Regions from separate parts of the Mus musculus genome. Here region 2 is linked to region 1. Evidence: chromatin loops called from intact Hi-C (ENCODE). Cell type or tissue: left cerebral cortex. All regions are shown on one strand.

What was found. A loop is a pair of places that touch in the nucleus more often than their neighbours do. Peaks named below come from ENCODE experiments on the same cell type or tissue, not always from the same donor. Only the 100,000 strongest peaks of a DNase experiment are listed, where the experiment ranks them.
Region 2: it touches region 1 in a loop (2.4-fold over the local background); 8 of 42 quality-filtered maps call a loop at or near these places.

The regions. Positions count from the first base shown.
Region 1 is chr7:100,702,260-100,710,259 of GRCm38, reverse strand. It overlaps Fam168a (family with sequence similarity 168, member A), which reads right to left and starts at 3,625. Exons shown (of 9, transcript NM_001362169.1): 1 at 3,367-3,625. In left cerebral cortex, CTCF peaks have their summits at 3,482 and 4,055; DNase peaks (open chromatin) are centred at 2,528, 2,946, 3,696 and 3,942; H3K4me3 peaks cover 3,188 bases; H3K27ac peaks cover 2,353 bases.
Region 2 is chr7:100,795,860-100,803,859 of GRCm38, reverse strand. All of the region lies in intron 2 of Fam168a (family with sequence similarity 168, member A), which reads right to left. Among named protein-coding and RNA genes, the nearest start is that of Relt, 64 kb to the left of the region's middle. In left cerebral cortex, a CTCF peak has its summit at 4,844 (motif pointing right); a DNase peak (open chromatin) is centred at 4,838.

The sequences.
Region 1 (8,000 bases):
TTGGGCTCCTCATTTTCCCCAGGCTACCAAACCTTCCACCTGTTCTCCACTTGTTACCAGTGTCTGCTTCACAACTGCCCAGGTGAACCATTACTGTTGGAAAAACAAATCCATACAAACAGTTCTCCCACGTGATTTCTCTTTATTATTTTGAGGTTCAAAAACCAGGGCTTTAACATGAACAGCCAGCCCATCTCCAGAGCATGCCTGCAAATCCACAAAAGCAAGGTCTGGACCCCAGAGTAAAGTTATGAGGGGAAATGCTCTCATTGGTTAGATTACACACTCAATGAATTATAGGCAACTGCTCAAGCTTGAGTTTGTTTGGGTTTTTTGTTTGCTTGGTGGTTTGGTTTGGTTTGGTTTGGGTTGGGTTGGTGGTTTGGTTTGGTTTGGTTTGATCTGGTTAAAATATAGAAAGCATCCTTTAAGGGCTAGAGAGATGGCTCAGTGGTTAAGAGCACAGACTGCTCTTTCAGAGGTCCTGAGTTCAATTCCCAGCAACCACATGGTAGCTCACAACCATCTGTAATGAGACCTGATGCCCTCTTCTTGTGTGTCTAAAGACAGCGGCAGTGTACTTACATATAATAAATAAATCTTTTTTAAAAATGACATTTCTGGATCACAGGGCCCCCAATGGAGGAGCTAGAGAAAGTACCCAAGGAGCTAAAGAGATCTGCAACCCTATAGGTGGAACAACATTATGAACTAACCAGTACCCCAGAGCTCTTGACTCTAGCTGCATATGTATCAAAAGATGGCCTAGTTGGCCATCACTGGAAAGAGAGGCCCATTGGACTTGCAAACTTTATATGCCCCAGTACAGGGGAACGCCAGGGCCAAAAAGTGGGAGTGGGTGGGTAGGGGAGTGGGGGGGGGGTATTGGGGGACTTTTTGGATAGCATTGGAAATGTAAATGAGGAAAATACCTAATTAAAAAAAATTAATTCAAAAAAAAGACATTTCTAATTCCATGGATAATCCACCCTCTAAATGGGCATTTTTATGTGTTCGATTATAAATACCAAGAAAAATGCTTTGCTTTCTAGCTGAACACTAAAACGTTAACAGAAAAAAGAAAGTATTTTTAATTCCCATTGAGATCAATTTTATCTCCTTTCCATTTCTCCTCTTTTTTCCCTAGACTACACTCTAATCAACAGCCACGTCAAGTTTAACATATTAGAGTTAATGAAATTAAACCTGAAAACAGTCTTCCTGAAGACATACCCTCCTTACATTCCTCTGAGCCTTCCAACCCCAAGAATAAACTCATCGACAACCTTTACATCAAATTTCTGATGAACAGATGCAGTTATTCTCTTATGCAGTGTGCCTACATCAACAGCATCCTCTTAACAACAAAATATGGTTGCATGTTACACTTTTTATTCACACCTGACAGAATTCTGATCACCTGAATTTCTCTAGAAGAAAATTCAATTTGTAGAAACAGCCCAATTATTTAAAAGCTTATCATGTCAAGAGAATCGAATGAAAAATTCCATCAGTACCAAACCATCTCACCAAAGAATGAATATTTATTACATTTCTATATTTCCTGTCTTCTCTCTGTTTACATAAAGTGATGGTGCCAAGACTCATCTCAGGATTATTAGCCTGCAATACAATGATGGGCCTAATTGCCTTGCAAACCAGGACACCAATAAATGGAGACTTCAAGCAATCAATTTTATTGGGGGGAGGTGGGGCTTGCTAACCTCTTTCTGCATACATGCACCTTGCCTGCCTAGAAAATAAATTCAGTCTTCCTATTTTTCAGTCTCATTAATCAGTTCTCAAGCAAGAATGCACCCTTAACAACCTCAAGTTCATCAAAGTCTATTTAAATTCCAAATTCCGGGACTAGTTTCAGTTTACCAGGGGGAGGGGGAAAGGAGAAAGCAGAGACAGTTTCACCTTCTCCCACCTTTGCTTTGAGAGCCCCCAACTTTCCCTTTTTGACATAGGAACTGCAAGACTCCCCACTCTCCCTTAATTCTACCTTAAATGGCTCTCTCATAACTTTACCCTTGGGGCTGCTATTTCCAGACAATTCCAACGTAAAACAAAAAGGTCAAATTGATAGCATGAGATATCCTCTAGGAGAATCTTTAATGTACCTTCTCTGTCCCCTGTGAAGACCCTTCTAATGGTCTTGTTATTACTGTCTCTCACCCAAGCAGCTGATGTAAATGTTCTAACCCCTAAACCTCTGGTGTGTCTTGGAGGACATCTTAATCCTTCCTTTCCTAAATAAACTGACCCACTCCATCCCCGCTGCCACCTCACCACAGGTAACCAGCTTATCACAGACATTTCTTCTGCAAAACTGGCAGAGAGACATTTTCTTTATGATACCATCCACTAACCTTGCTCGACACCTGCCAGAATTATTTTAGTTGAGTCCAGCTGAGTAGTCTGACATATCCTCTACCTCCAACTTCCGCTCAGGGGAGCCACCTTGTTCCTTCCAGAGACTCTAAACTCATCCTAAATCCTTTTCCACTGAGCCCTCATCCCCAATTTCAATCCCTGTCTTCCTATTTGGGGCCCAACTTACAATTCACTCCCTCCTGTCAGCTTACCTCATCCATCCATCTCCTGTAGTTGGAGGTCTCATCACTACCAGTCCAAATTCAAACCTCCAGCAGCAGCCTACCTCAAGAAAACCCCAAACAATTCCTACCTCTTCTGTTCTCTCCAAGCCCTATTTCCGTAAGTATTCACAAATTCCATCATCCCCAGAAGACAACAGCCCATTTCAAGCTGGGGTCTCAACCCATGCCAAAGCCCTCACCCCCAGCTCCTACCATCTCCATCTTCCTTCCCCAGGTCCACCCCAAGTCCCACCTTCCAAAATTAGCACTCCCTAGAGTCCCATCCAACGTTTATATCCCACTGGCATTGAAATCATCTCCTTAGCCCCCACCCCGCTCTGATCACAAGCTGTCAACTGCTTCAGGCCAACCCCAAATCATCACCTTCATTCAGTCCCATCCCCCATTAAAAGACATCCCACTCCAATCTCACCTTCCACCTCGCCCCAAGACAATCCCAAATTCCACCTCAATACCCTACACACCCCATGCTCCTATCCCTGGTCTGGTTATCCCTCCATGTAAAGTCCTACCCCCTCACCCCCCTCCGCTACCCTCCCTGACCTGCTGCTGTCCCACCCTCACCCCACTCCCAGCCCGCGTACGGACAAGTCTCCCCCACCAGCCCGCCGTTCCATCGCCACCTCGGTCCCCTCCCCCAAGCCGGCGCGGGGGCCCTACAGCCCCCACCCTCGTTCTCCCCGGCGCCACCAGCCCTGGCTCCACGGGAGCGGGCCGGGGGGCGGAGGGGGGGTCTCCTCACCGGCGAGCTGCTGCAGACGAAAACCGCGGCGGCCGCAACTGAAGCGGCGATGCCCTTGTCTTCTCTGGAGGCTACAGCGGCGACGCTCTCGTTCCCTCGTCCGTGTCCAGTAGGGTGGTGGATGGCGCGCAGGGACGGGAGCCTCCTCCTCCTTCTCCTCAGCTACTCAGATCTGAATCCTCTGCAGTAGCCGCGGAGAAACCCGACAGTGGGGGAAGGGGACGCTCGGCTGCAGGCAAGAGAGGAGGAGGCGGAGGGAGGGGGCGGGGGACCGCTGAGAAGGGCGGGGGAGGAGGAGTCGGCGCGCTGTCCCGACACGTCCCACAGCCTCCGAGCTCTTGAACTACAACTCCCGGCATGCTCTGCCACGGCCCTGCGCGGCCTGGTTCTCCCAACCCTGCTCCGGTCCTGGACCGCACCCTCTTGGGTCACAGACAATGGACTCCCACGGGCTTTTGTAAACTCAAAGGCCTCTTGGGAGGGAAGTTGGATATTTCCGCAGCCTCATCTCCATGAAGCAAAACAACCTACACATGCACTCTTTTCCGCCCAAGGGACTACACCTCCCAGCATGCCGCACACAGTTTCCCATTCTCTCCTTCCGGACCCCTCTCAGACCCGGTACTACAGTTCCCAGGAGTGTGGTCCTTGCGAAATGCTGGGACATGCAGTTCTCAGTCCTTCCTCCATGTTAAGAAAAAAAGAAGTGAAAGAGAGAAAAAGGGGAAGGACTATTCCAACCCACTGAGCTTGGGCCTAGATTGGCTACATCACCTGTAATTCTGTACTCTCCTCGCCATCTCCGTTGTCACTGTCTCGCCAGAACTAATGCTGCATCAGCTTCCCTGGCATCCCTGAAAATCAGAGGACAAGTCTGCAACTTAAATCCTCATGTAAAAAGCACATTTGTTTACATTTACATTACTTATAAGTATTTAATCTAAAAAGATTATCAAAAATTTTTGGAAAACAATGCCCACGGTTATTATAGGAGGTTGTTGAATATGAGTTGAGAAGGATGTAGATATTCATCAATAGAGGGCTGATTTAATAAATAGTGATGTATGTATTCAACGTAATGCTAAGCAGCCATTTAAAATGATGGTAAATATCTTTAGACATGAAAGGCTTTTCACAATTTCTTGTCAGAGGGGCAAATTGATAGCAAAAACAGCAAGATTAGACAGGTTCGATTTATTTGAAGTTCGAGGATATAAAAGCGTAAAGATTTCAGTGAAGAGATTCTCCAAAATGTTATCAGTGATTATCTTAAAGAAAGAATTGTTAGGTTTCAGGTTCCTCTTATCTTTTATACTGTCTGAATTGTTTAAGGAAGCACACACCGTTTTTTAAACATAAAAGGTTATTTCATATGCATACACACACACACACACACACACACACACACACACATGCTTGCACGCACACACACAGATACAGCTATAGATATTCCAAATACAACAACCTCTTGATTTCCCACCTACAAACTTTCCTTGGGTCTTGTTTACCTAAACAGTGTTTCAGGACTGTGTGTCTACCTTTCTGTAAATCCCACTATTAAAATAATGGTAGTTGTGTACTGTATTAGTTACTTCTCTGGTTGCTGAGACAAAATACTTGATAAGAGCAATTTAAGGAAGGAAGGAAGGAAGGAAGGAAGGAAGGAAGGAAGGGTTTACTGTAATTTACAGTTTTATCTTAGGGAAGATAAGTGTCAGGTCCAAAAGAAATTCAGGACAAATAGTGACCTGTGGTGCCTGGCTATTAGCATACCAAAGAGCATTCTGACCTCCATGCACCGCTTAGTGATCCCTCAGTTTCATAAGAACCTGTTACAGACTCCTTGGCTCTAACATGACCCTAAATTTCTTCAGTTCATGGGCTTCCCCCCCCCCCCCCGGCTTCTCATTATCCTATAACCCTAATATTTGGGCTCTCTTGGCCTCCTCTCTCTTGCCCCTCTTTCTTGGTAAGCTCTTTCTCTTTCTTTCCCTGCCCCACCTCATAGCCAAGTCCATTCTGTTGGCCATGTTCATTCTACCACTCTTCTTTCTGCTCTGGATTCTTCCAGATGCCTCGAGCTGAACTCTCCCTCAGACCTACAGTAAAATCTCCCACTGAGCCATAGCACAGAACTATTACGTCATCAGTGTAAGCAGTAAGGCCCCAGGAGCAGGTCACGTGAGAGGGAGATGCTTGTTCTCTCTTTCATTCCATCTAAGAACCCCATCCCGTGCACTGCCCATATTTAGGGTAAGCCTTCCCACCTCAGTCAGCCTAATCTAGATAATCCCTCCGACATGCGTAGAGATCTGTTTTTCCACAGTAATTCTAAATCCCATCAAACTGACAAGATTAGCCATCACAACTACAATTTATGGAAGAACATAAAGTTAGCAAGGAGCTCTCAATCTCTCTTCCCAAATTATCTCTTTTCGGGGACCTTCTCTCTCTGCTCCAGACAAAGTTTCCTATAGCCCAAGTTTAACTGGAACTGGCTCGATAGCCAACGCTGGACCTGAAAGCCTTGAAAGCCTGACCCGCCTTTCTTGGCTCTCCAGGCATGCGCCATGTTCCCAGCTGCCTCTTCCTACTCATTCTCAAGGCCAAAGCCAAAGGTATACCTTCCATAGAGCTCATTTTAGACGAAGTGATTTTCCTTATATCTTAATTCTTTTTTTTTTTTTTTTTTTTTTTTTTTGGTTTTTCGAGACAGGGTTTCTCTGTATAGCCCTGGCTGTCCTGGAACTCACTCTGTAGACCAGGCTGGCCTCGAACTCAGAAATCCGCCTGCCTCTGCCTCCCGAGTGCTGGGATTAAAGGCGTGCGCCACCATGCCGGGCATATCTTAATTCTTATCTTGGTGGTTTCTAATCTGAAGGTCAGAGGTCCTTGTGTTCCCGGTACGTGAAGATAAGGGATCAGGATTATGATAAAGGGTCTGAAACACTCTACCTCACAAATCATTGTTTGTGGAATAAATAGGATGTATTTGCACCTAAAAAAAAAAAAAAAAAAAAATTTTTTAGCCAGGTGGTTGGTGGTGCACGCCTTTAATCCTAGCACTTGGTAGGCAGAAGCAGGCAAGTCTCTGGTTTCAAGGCCAGCCTGGTCTACAGAGTGAGTTCCAGAACCCTGTCTCCCCGCCCCCCCAAGTCAACACACCCACCCACCCTGCCAGGCAGGTCTGGAGAGATGGCTTAACAGTGAAAGGTACTAGCTAGGCAAGCCTGACACCCAAGTTTAATTTCCAGAACCTACCACGTAAAAAGCCCATGTGGAGGTGAGCACAGCCCTCACACATCAAGATGAGAGGCAGAGATGGGAAATCACCCAGAAGCTCCTGGGCCCAGGAGCCTAGAGTACAAAACACCATAGCAGAAACTACAGAGACCTTGCCTCAGGAAGATGGGTAGAAAGAACAGACTCTCCAGTCTCTGAGGTGGGGGTGGGGGAGGGGGATAATTTGGTTGGTTCGTTGGTTAATTTTTGGTTTTGTTTTTTGCCATGATGAACATCAAACTTAGGGCTTCATATATACTAATTCTACTGAGCAACAACCGCTCTAATTTTCTAAATTGAATTTTCTTCAAGATAGACCCTTTTCCGTTATTCCAATGGTAAGGAAAGCTTTTCATGTGTTTTTAGGCTAGTGAAATAGATTCTTTTCTCTAGTGCCAGGTTTTGTGGCATGCGCCTGTAACATCAGAACCCAGGAAGTAATGTCAGAAAACTTGAGAATTCATTGTCAGGCTATATAGAGAAAAGCATTATTTCAAAGAAGAAAATATAAAATAAGAGCCAGGAGCACAATGGGGAGGTGGAAAGAAATGGGGCAGAGTTCAGGATCAGCTTCTACTACATAGCAAGTCTAAGGCCAGCCTGGGCTACATGGACCCTGTGCCAAAAGAAAAACAGAATCAAATTTTCTTTCTTTCTGTTTTTAACTTTTAACTTTTTCTTTCTTTCTTTCTTTCTTTCTTTCTTTCTTTCTTTCTTTCTTCCTTCCTTCCTTCCTTCCTTCCTTCCTTCCTTCCTCTCTCTCTCTCTCTCTCTCTCTTTCTCTCTCTCTCTCTCTTTCCTTTCTTTCTTTCTCTTTTTTTTGACTATGAGTGCTTTTGCCTGAATATGCATGTGCACCATGTGTGTGTCCAAAGAGGGTATTATTAGATCCCCTGGAACTGGAGTTACAGACATCTGTAAGCTACCATGTATGTTCTGGAGACCCAAGTCCTCTAGAGAGCAAGCAGTGTTCTTAATCTCTGAGCCATCATTGCAGCCACAACACTTCTGTTTTCTCTATTTCATTAGACAAGTAAGGCAGAACACTGTGGCACCCCTTTAATCCTAGCATTCAAGAAGCAGGGGCAAGCAGATACCTGAGCCTGGGCTACAGAGCAAGTTCTAAGACAGAGCTACACAGAGAAACCCTTCCTCAAAAAATGAAGCAGAGAGGTAAGCAGACTCCTCAAACAGCTCTTTTTTCTTTATTGATGTTTATGGATTATTGTTTCAGCCATTATAGGTCTTTGTGTTGATTATTTCTACTCAAAGGACTTTCCCCAGGGGCCAGCTTTGCAGTGTTCAGTGTTATTGACAAAGACAGGATCATTCACTCTGCTTTTCCATCCATA
Region 2 (8,000 bases), 94 kb before region 1:
ATGTGTCCAGTGGGATATTATTTCCCACTCTTGTAGTATACCTATCTGGTTTGGGCATCAAGGCAATACTGGCCTTAGAATGCATTAGCAAGTGTTCCTTTTCTGGCCTACATTTTGGCAGAGTTCGCTGTGTTCTCAGAGCACTCTTGCTCTTGTCTGAATACTTGGTAGACCTCAATCTGGTCTCCAGCTTACCTTCCAGGACATTTCTTTCCTTACTTTTTTTTTTTTTTTTTTCTTTTTTGGTTTTCGAGACAGGGTTTCTCTGTGTAGCCTGGCTGTCCTGGAACTTTGTAGACCAGGCTGACCTCGAACTCAGAAATCCACCTGCCTCTGCCTCCCGAGTGCTGGGATTAAAGGCGTGCACCACCACGCCCGACTACCTTCCAGGACATTTCTTGACAACTAATTATCTTTGTCAAAAGTCTATTCAGTTTTTCAGGGTGGTGTGGGGAACTGTTTTGTTATTTTGTTTTTAATTTTGTCATGAGTCAGTGTTGATAGTTTGTTCTCCTAGGAAATTGTCCATTTCACTTAGGTGTCTCAGATGACAACATACAATTGTCTCATAGCAAACTCTCATATGTCTTTTTATTTCTACACGACTGGCAGTAATATCCCCTGTATTTTTTTGGAGACAGGATCTTATGATGTACCTAAAGCTAACCTTAACTCACCACCACCCTGCCACAGATTCCAAACGTTGGGATTACAGGTATATATCTCCATGACCTGATTCTTTAAAACAATATTTCATGTGCATGAATATTTTGCCTGTATGTGTTGCACCATGTGCATGCACTGCCTGAGAAACCCAGACGAGGATGTTAGCTCAGGTTACCTAGAAATGCGTTACAGATGGTTGTGGGTGACTGACCTCAGCTCCTCTGCAGGAGAGTCTTAACCATTGAGATATCTCCCCGCACCAATTTTCCTAATCTTTTTTAAAAAATGATTTATTTTTGTTTTATGTGCACTGGTGTTTTGTCTGTATGTATGTCTGTGTGAGGGTGCTAGATCCCCGGAAATGGAGTTACAGACAGTTGTAATTCACCATGTGGGTGCTAGGAATTGAATCCAGTCCTCTGAAAGAGCAGCCAGTTCTTTTAACCACGAGCCATCACCTTGCCAGCCCCCAAGTCTACTAACCTTTTTAAAAGACTTTTTTTTTGCTAGATTTTCTCTCTATTCTATTTTCTATTTTCTGCTCTATTTCATTGATGCCAGTTCCAATTTTTATATCTTCTCTTCTACGTATTTAAGTTCCACTTCTCTTCTCTTTGCTAGTGAGTGAAGGTGAACCACTGGATTTTTAGAGCCCTGGCTTTCCCCAAGGAGGCATCACAGTCCACTGGAAGAGCAGGCGCTACACCATTCACCAGGCATTAGGTCACAGACTAGCCTTTCCCTTAAACCTCAGGAACACATGTCCTGTATGACAGGCTAGAAAACTGGAAGAATATTCAAAATTCTAAAGGCTGTATTCAAATTACACGCAAATATTTTGCGAAGTTGTAGGTACTTTTTTGTTTGTTTGAGACAGGGTCTCTCTGTCATCCTGGGTGCCTTGGGGCTCACTATGTAGACCAGGTCGGCCTCAAATTTACAGAGATCTTGCTGCCTGTGTAGTAGGTACTTTTGGGGATTCTTTTTTGTTTGTTTCTTTTTGTTAAAGATTCCCTGTTGCAATGCTCATGGAATTTAAGACTATAGTGAAAAAATCAATTGTGGGCTGGTAAGATGGCTCAGTAGTTAAAAGCACTTACTGTTCTGGGCAGAGGACCTAAATTCCCTGTTGCAATGCTCATGAGATAGGTTCTACCATTATTTTTGTTGCACAGATGAGAAAAATAGCTAGAAAAACAAATTTACAGTTTGGGCTACACAAGTTTAAGGCTAGCTCGAGCTATAGCACAAGATCCCATCTTAAAGACAAAATCAGAGAGTGAGACAGAAACTAATTTACCTGCCTAAGCATTGTGGTTGCTGCTGTGGACCGGGTAATTCATCACTCACTCTCAACTAATTTTGCTGTGTCTGTCCTTGCTCTGAGGCTAAAATACTCCTTTCTCGGCTCTTCTAAAGCCCAGGAAAGCCATGTAACTTAGTTCTGACCAATGACACAAAAAAATTCTCCTGGGGGAATTCTGTTAAGTCTTTGTTTTATTAGTGACAGGGAGAGCCATTTATATCCCTCTATATCCTTAAAAAAAATTTTTTTACTATTATTCTTTGAATGTATATGGATGTTTTGTTTGCATGTATGTTAAGTATGCTTGCTGCATGTGGCCTGGTGCCTGTGAAGGCTAGATTTGAACCCCTGGAATTGGAGCTACAAACAGTTGTGAGCTGCCAGGTAGGTGATGGGTGCTGAGAACTGAACTTAGGTCCTCTGGAAGAGTAGCTATTCACTTAACCACTGAACCATCTCTTTAATTGCAACTCTTTAAAAAAACAAACAAACAAACAAACAAACAAACAAGCCACCACCACCAACAAACCCCACAAAACTTAATTACACAAAACACACAATGCCAAGAGTTATTGTAGTTATCTCAGATCAAGAGGAAAAAGCTGAAAGTCATGAGAGTATTGATTTTGAAATCATTGGCCTATCTAATAAGTCAATGCTACCTGCACTAATGTCACCTCTAGACTTGCAGGGATATGTGTGCTGGGACTGGGACTACCCAGGGCCTTGTACAGGCTAGACAAGCCCTCTACTTTTTACTTATTTTTAGACAGGCAGATTCTTGGGGGTTGGTGGCCAACCAGAGTGGCCTACTTGGCAAGTTCCAAGTAGGTGAGAGATTACCTCAAAAAAACAAGGTTGTAACTCCTGAAATATGAAACCTAAGGATGCCCTCTAGCCTCTATATACACACATGGAAGCATGAAGACTGACTGTCTCTCAAAATGAATAAAATGGGAAATCTTGCACTGTGTATGTTTTCCCATGATGACTTTTCTTTTAAGTATACTTATGCTAGGCATGGTGGCGCATGCCCATAATTTTAGGATTTAGGCTACATAGGAAAACTGATTCTCAAAGGAAAAAGTTTTCTGTGGGGGAGGTCTCTGCAAACACCAGGATTGGTAGAGTAAAATCCGCAGGAGGCAAGGACAATTGGTTTAACATAACTCAGTAGCCAGTGTTGTATCAAACTTCTACAGCAGCAGTTCTCATCCTATGGTTGAGACTCCAAAAGGGTCACATATCAGACATCCTGCATATCAGATATTACCATTCATAACAGTAGCAAAATTACAACTATGAAGTACCAAAAAATAATTTTATAGTAGGGGTTTACCACAACATGAAGAACTGTATTGAAGGGTCACAGCACTAGAAAAGCTGAGAACCACTGCTCTAGAGTCTGACACCGGCAATTTATTTTAGCCATATTTAAGCACAGTGCAAGTTTTGGAAAGAAGTTTCCTGGTAACAATCATCACAATAAAGCTAAAAGCATAACTACCTCAAAACTATTCTGTAAAGTACATTCCATCTCTTCCCTATGAATGGGCTCTGTAGCTTACGGGCCTTGGGGAGGATCTGGGGTTATCACAGAGGTCACCAAGCTACAAAGAAGATGTGACATCTCTCCTAAGGAAGGCTTCTATTGACTGAGAAGTGATGCTCAAGATAAGGGCCTAGGGAGAAAGAGTCTGGGATAAACCTAACAGTCTGGGGATTGAGGCTGGAGTGGGCTCCTCTGATAGCACAGAGCACCAGCATCCACTCCCAGCTTTCTCGGCAGAAAACAGGTATCCATTTCTTCCACTGAAGAGACAACCCTGTGTGTCTAATATTCCTGGTTTCTTTATTGCTTATCTTTGAACAAGGACCTAGTACCCTCTACAGGTTTCTTAAACCTTTTACTTATGGTGACTCTTATAAGCTGAAAGAACCTGAAAATGTTGCTTAGCTGAAACTAAAAAACATGAGTAAGCAACTAAATAAATACATGAAAAATGATAACAGCACTTACCTGAAAAATTGCAAATGAAGACAATGTTTATAAAATACCTTGTCACCTTAATGATAATAACTAATGGTAGTTATTACTGTAATAACTAATCGCAGCAATGATTAATGTAAACTAATGATAGTGACATCCAAATGTTATTGCTTTTTATTGTTTTATTTATTTTAAAAAGGTTTATTTATTTATGTGTATGAATATTTTGCCTGCCTGTATGCATGTTTACTGCCTAGGAGTCTGGTGCCCCAGGGGCCTGAAGAAGCTGCAGGATCACCTGGAAGTAGAGCTACGTGGTTACGAGTTGCCATATGGGTGCTGAAGTATGAACCCAGGTCCACTGTAAACACAGATAGTGCACTTACTGCTGAGACATCTCTCCAACCTTATTGCGTGTGTGTGTGTGTGTGTGTGTGTGTGTGTGTGTGTTGGCTCATATGTGACACAGAGAATGTGGTGAGTGTGCGCACATAAGAAGTGGGGAAGAAAGGAGAGATGGGGGGAGGGGACACAAACAAGAGAGAGCAGAAAGAAGACTAAAAAGGCCATCATGGTGGTACATTCCATTAATCCCAGGTTTCAAGAGCCAAAGCCAGACAAATGGGCTAATTAGGTCTATACAGAGTTTGATACCAGCCAGAGCTACACTGTGAGACCCTGTCTTAATTAAAAAAATAAATAAAATAATAAGAGAAATTGAAGACTCTGATCACCAGAAGAGTTACAGAGAGCTATCAACTCCTCAGAGCCAACGGTCACATAATCTAGGCTGAGAGATACAAGACTAGCAGCTGCTAAGGACTAAAGGTCCTAGTATGGGCGCTGGCACACCTACAGAGCTAAAGTCTACATGAAGACTATAACACTAGAGGGTGCTAACTGCTTCTTCCTGAATTCTGCTCCTGTTCCTGGTTGCATGCAGAAGAGAGAAACGTCTTATCAAGGTCAATATTTTCTGATCTGAGAAGGTTAGGGTGGTACAAACCAAAGACTGCTAGAATAAAAGAACTTTTAAGGGAAAATAAGGTAATGTGCTCAATTTTAAAGTAAGTTGAGCAATGTATGAGACAGTCACGGAGATGTTGGAAAGATAGCTAGGATAAATAAATCAGAAGCTCAAAGGAAGTGTCTACCACACTATAGGTCAGTATTTAGATATCAACTGTGCCTTCAGGCAACACCAACTTTCAATAGGTGAACAGAGAAAACCCTGAAAGGAAACTACAACTCAGAAACAGCAGAAGAAGTAGAAGAAAAACAAACAAAAGTAAACAGAAATTTCGTAGCAGATTAAAGAAAAGCAAAGGAAGCTTGCTTTAAGGAGGAGGAAGGAAGGAAGAGGCAAGTGAGATGGCTCAATGGGTAAAGACACTTGTCACCATGCCTGAAGAAGACTTGTCACCAAGCCTGAAGACCTGAGTTCAATCCTGGGAAGGAGGAAGGCAGTTCCTGCAAGCTGTCCTCTGACACACATGAATGCTCTGATGTGTGCCCCACCACAACAAATGTGTTCAAAAGGGATGCTTTATGCTTTTTCAAAAAATAAAAGAGGGAGGGAGGGAGGAAGGAAGGAAGAGGCAAGTGAGATGGCTCAATGGGTAAAGACACTTGTCACCATGCCTGAAGACTTGTCACCAAGCCTGAAGACCTGAGTTCAATCCTGGGAAGGAGGAAGGCAGTTCCTGCAAGCTGTCCTCTGACACACATGAATGCTCTGATGTGTGCCCCACCACAAAAAATGTGTTCAAAAGGGATGCTTTATGCTTTTTCAAAAAATAAAAGAGGGAGGGAGGGAGGGAGGGAGGGAGGGAGGGAGGGAGGGAGGGAGGGAGGGAGGGAGGGAGGAGGAGGAGGAGTTAGGGAAATATCTCAAGGCAGAGTGCTTGTCCTGGGTCTGACCTCAGCAATGCACAGGTCAGAGCATATGCCTGCAATCCCAGTTCCATGGAAGTGGAGGCAAGAGAATCAGGATGAAATTCAAAGTCATCCCTTGAAGCCTCAGACACAGGAAAACATCCTACCTCTTCTTCCCCCGAAAAAAAGAAAGAAAAGAGGAAAGACTTAAAAGGAAGGAGGCATTAAGGGTATCAACTGGCATAGAAGCATCAAGTTAAGATGAAGTCTAAAACCAGTTCATTAGATTGAGCAATAAGGAAAGCACCCATAACTACAGTACAAACCGTTCATTCCATCAGCTTCTTCTTCAGTGAAGTTGAAAAAGGTAAGTGACCTGAGGGGTCTTTTCTGAACAGAGGAAACCAGCTTCATCAAAAGAGTGTTAGCAACTTCAGGGGTTTGAATTTGATTTCCTGGCTCATCTGAGATGCTAATCACTGTGGTACCCAAAATAGCCACATATTCCATAGCAGTAAAAGCATTTACTTTGTAATTTTTAAAAAAATCTGTGATTAGTTTAGGTCCTGCTATATAGATAGTATGACCTTGAAGCTGATCCCCCAGTTGTTTCTCTTGGAAAGTAAGCGCTGTCGCTCTAAAGCTGTTTTCAAATTAAATGAGAAAACCTTGGGGGAAGTTCTATGTAAAGAACAGAGCACCGGACAGGGGAAATGGCTGAAGGTAAAGTGCTTTCTTTGCAAGCGTAAGTACCTGAGTTTGGAACCCACATAAAAATCCAAATATGACTATATGTTGTTATCCCACTCTGGGGCGGTGGAGACAGGAGGACTGACTCCTGGGATCTGCTGACCAGCCAGTCTGACTGAAAATCAGTGAGTTTGTCTAAAAATCAGAGAGCCTGTCTCAGAAAATAAGGTAGTGAGCAGGTAAGGAGGACAACCAACATGGATGCACACCCTCATCACACACACACATGAAGTATAGCAAGTATAGCTATCAGATACTCTTAAAAACAATTCCAGGAAATCAAGAGGGACAGACCGACACAGAAAGACAGACAGGCAGAGAACTGAGCAGGGATCTGGCCGCTGAAAAGACTATTTTTTAGTCATATGTTTTAGACATATCAGATCATTTATTGTCTCTGTAGGCTGACAGCTTTATTAATATTATCAAGGTTTTCTAGCTGATAAACTGATACACCTTTTTTGCTTGTTTGAGGCAGGATCACTATGTAGTCCTGGCTGCCTCGTTAGTGAAAAAAAGAAAGAGAGAAATGGGGAGTTAGGAATGTCAGATTGTGGATTTTGTTTTGTTTTCTTTGGATGCTGGTTTTTTGTTTTTTTGTTTTTGGTTTTGTTTTGTTTTTAGTTTTATTTTGGAGGTGGGGAGGAAGTCATAAACTTATAGCTATGGCTGGCCTTGAACTCTCAATCCTGCTGCCTCTACCTCCAGAATATAGAGATTATAGGTATGTGCTACCATACTCAGCTAAAGTATTTGTAACATTTGGACATGTTGTTTGCTACAGTCTGAAACCAGAAAATTCATAGGGCACTGTAACTGGTTTCAGTCAGCATAAGAGTGGGAAGTACCCAGGACAGAATATGGGAAAAGGAAGATGAAACGTTAGTTATTAACTTGTGGTAGCGAGACAGTGAATATACAGCACAATGCCCAGCTCCAACCCAGATCATTTCTACAGATCACTAAATTCTCCATCTTTTCATTTATATAATGGTAAGGTAAAGGCTTCATACATTCTTAAGTCTTGAAATTATTTTCTAAATGAGATTGGGACCCACAGAGCAAGTTGATAGCAGACACAGTTACATTAACTACTCTTTGCCCCCTTGTGAAGAAAAATTCTGTCTTAGGGTTTTCATTGCTGTAAAGAAACATCATGACCAAGGCAACTTTCATAAAGGACAAATTTTAATAAGGGCTGGCTTACAGGTTCTGAGGTTCAGTTCATTATCATCACGGCAGGAAGCATGGCAATGTCCAGGCAGACATGGCACTGGAGGAGCTGAGAGTTCTACATCTTGTTCTGAAGAAACAGGAGAAGACTACTGTCTTCCAGGCAGCAAGGAGGAGGGTCTCAAAGCCCACTCCTACAGTGACACACTTCCTCCAACAAGGCCACACTTATTCCAACAA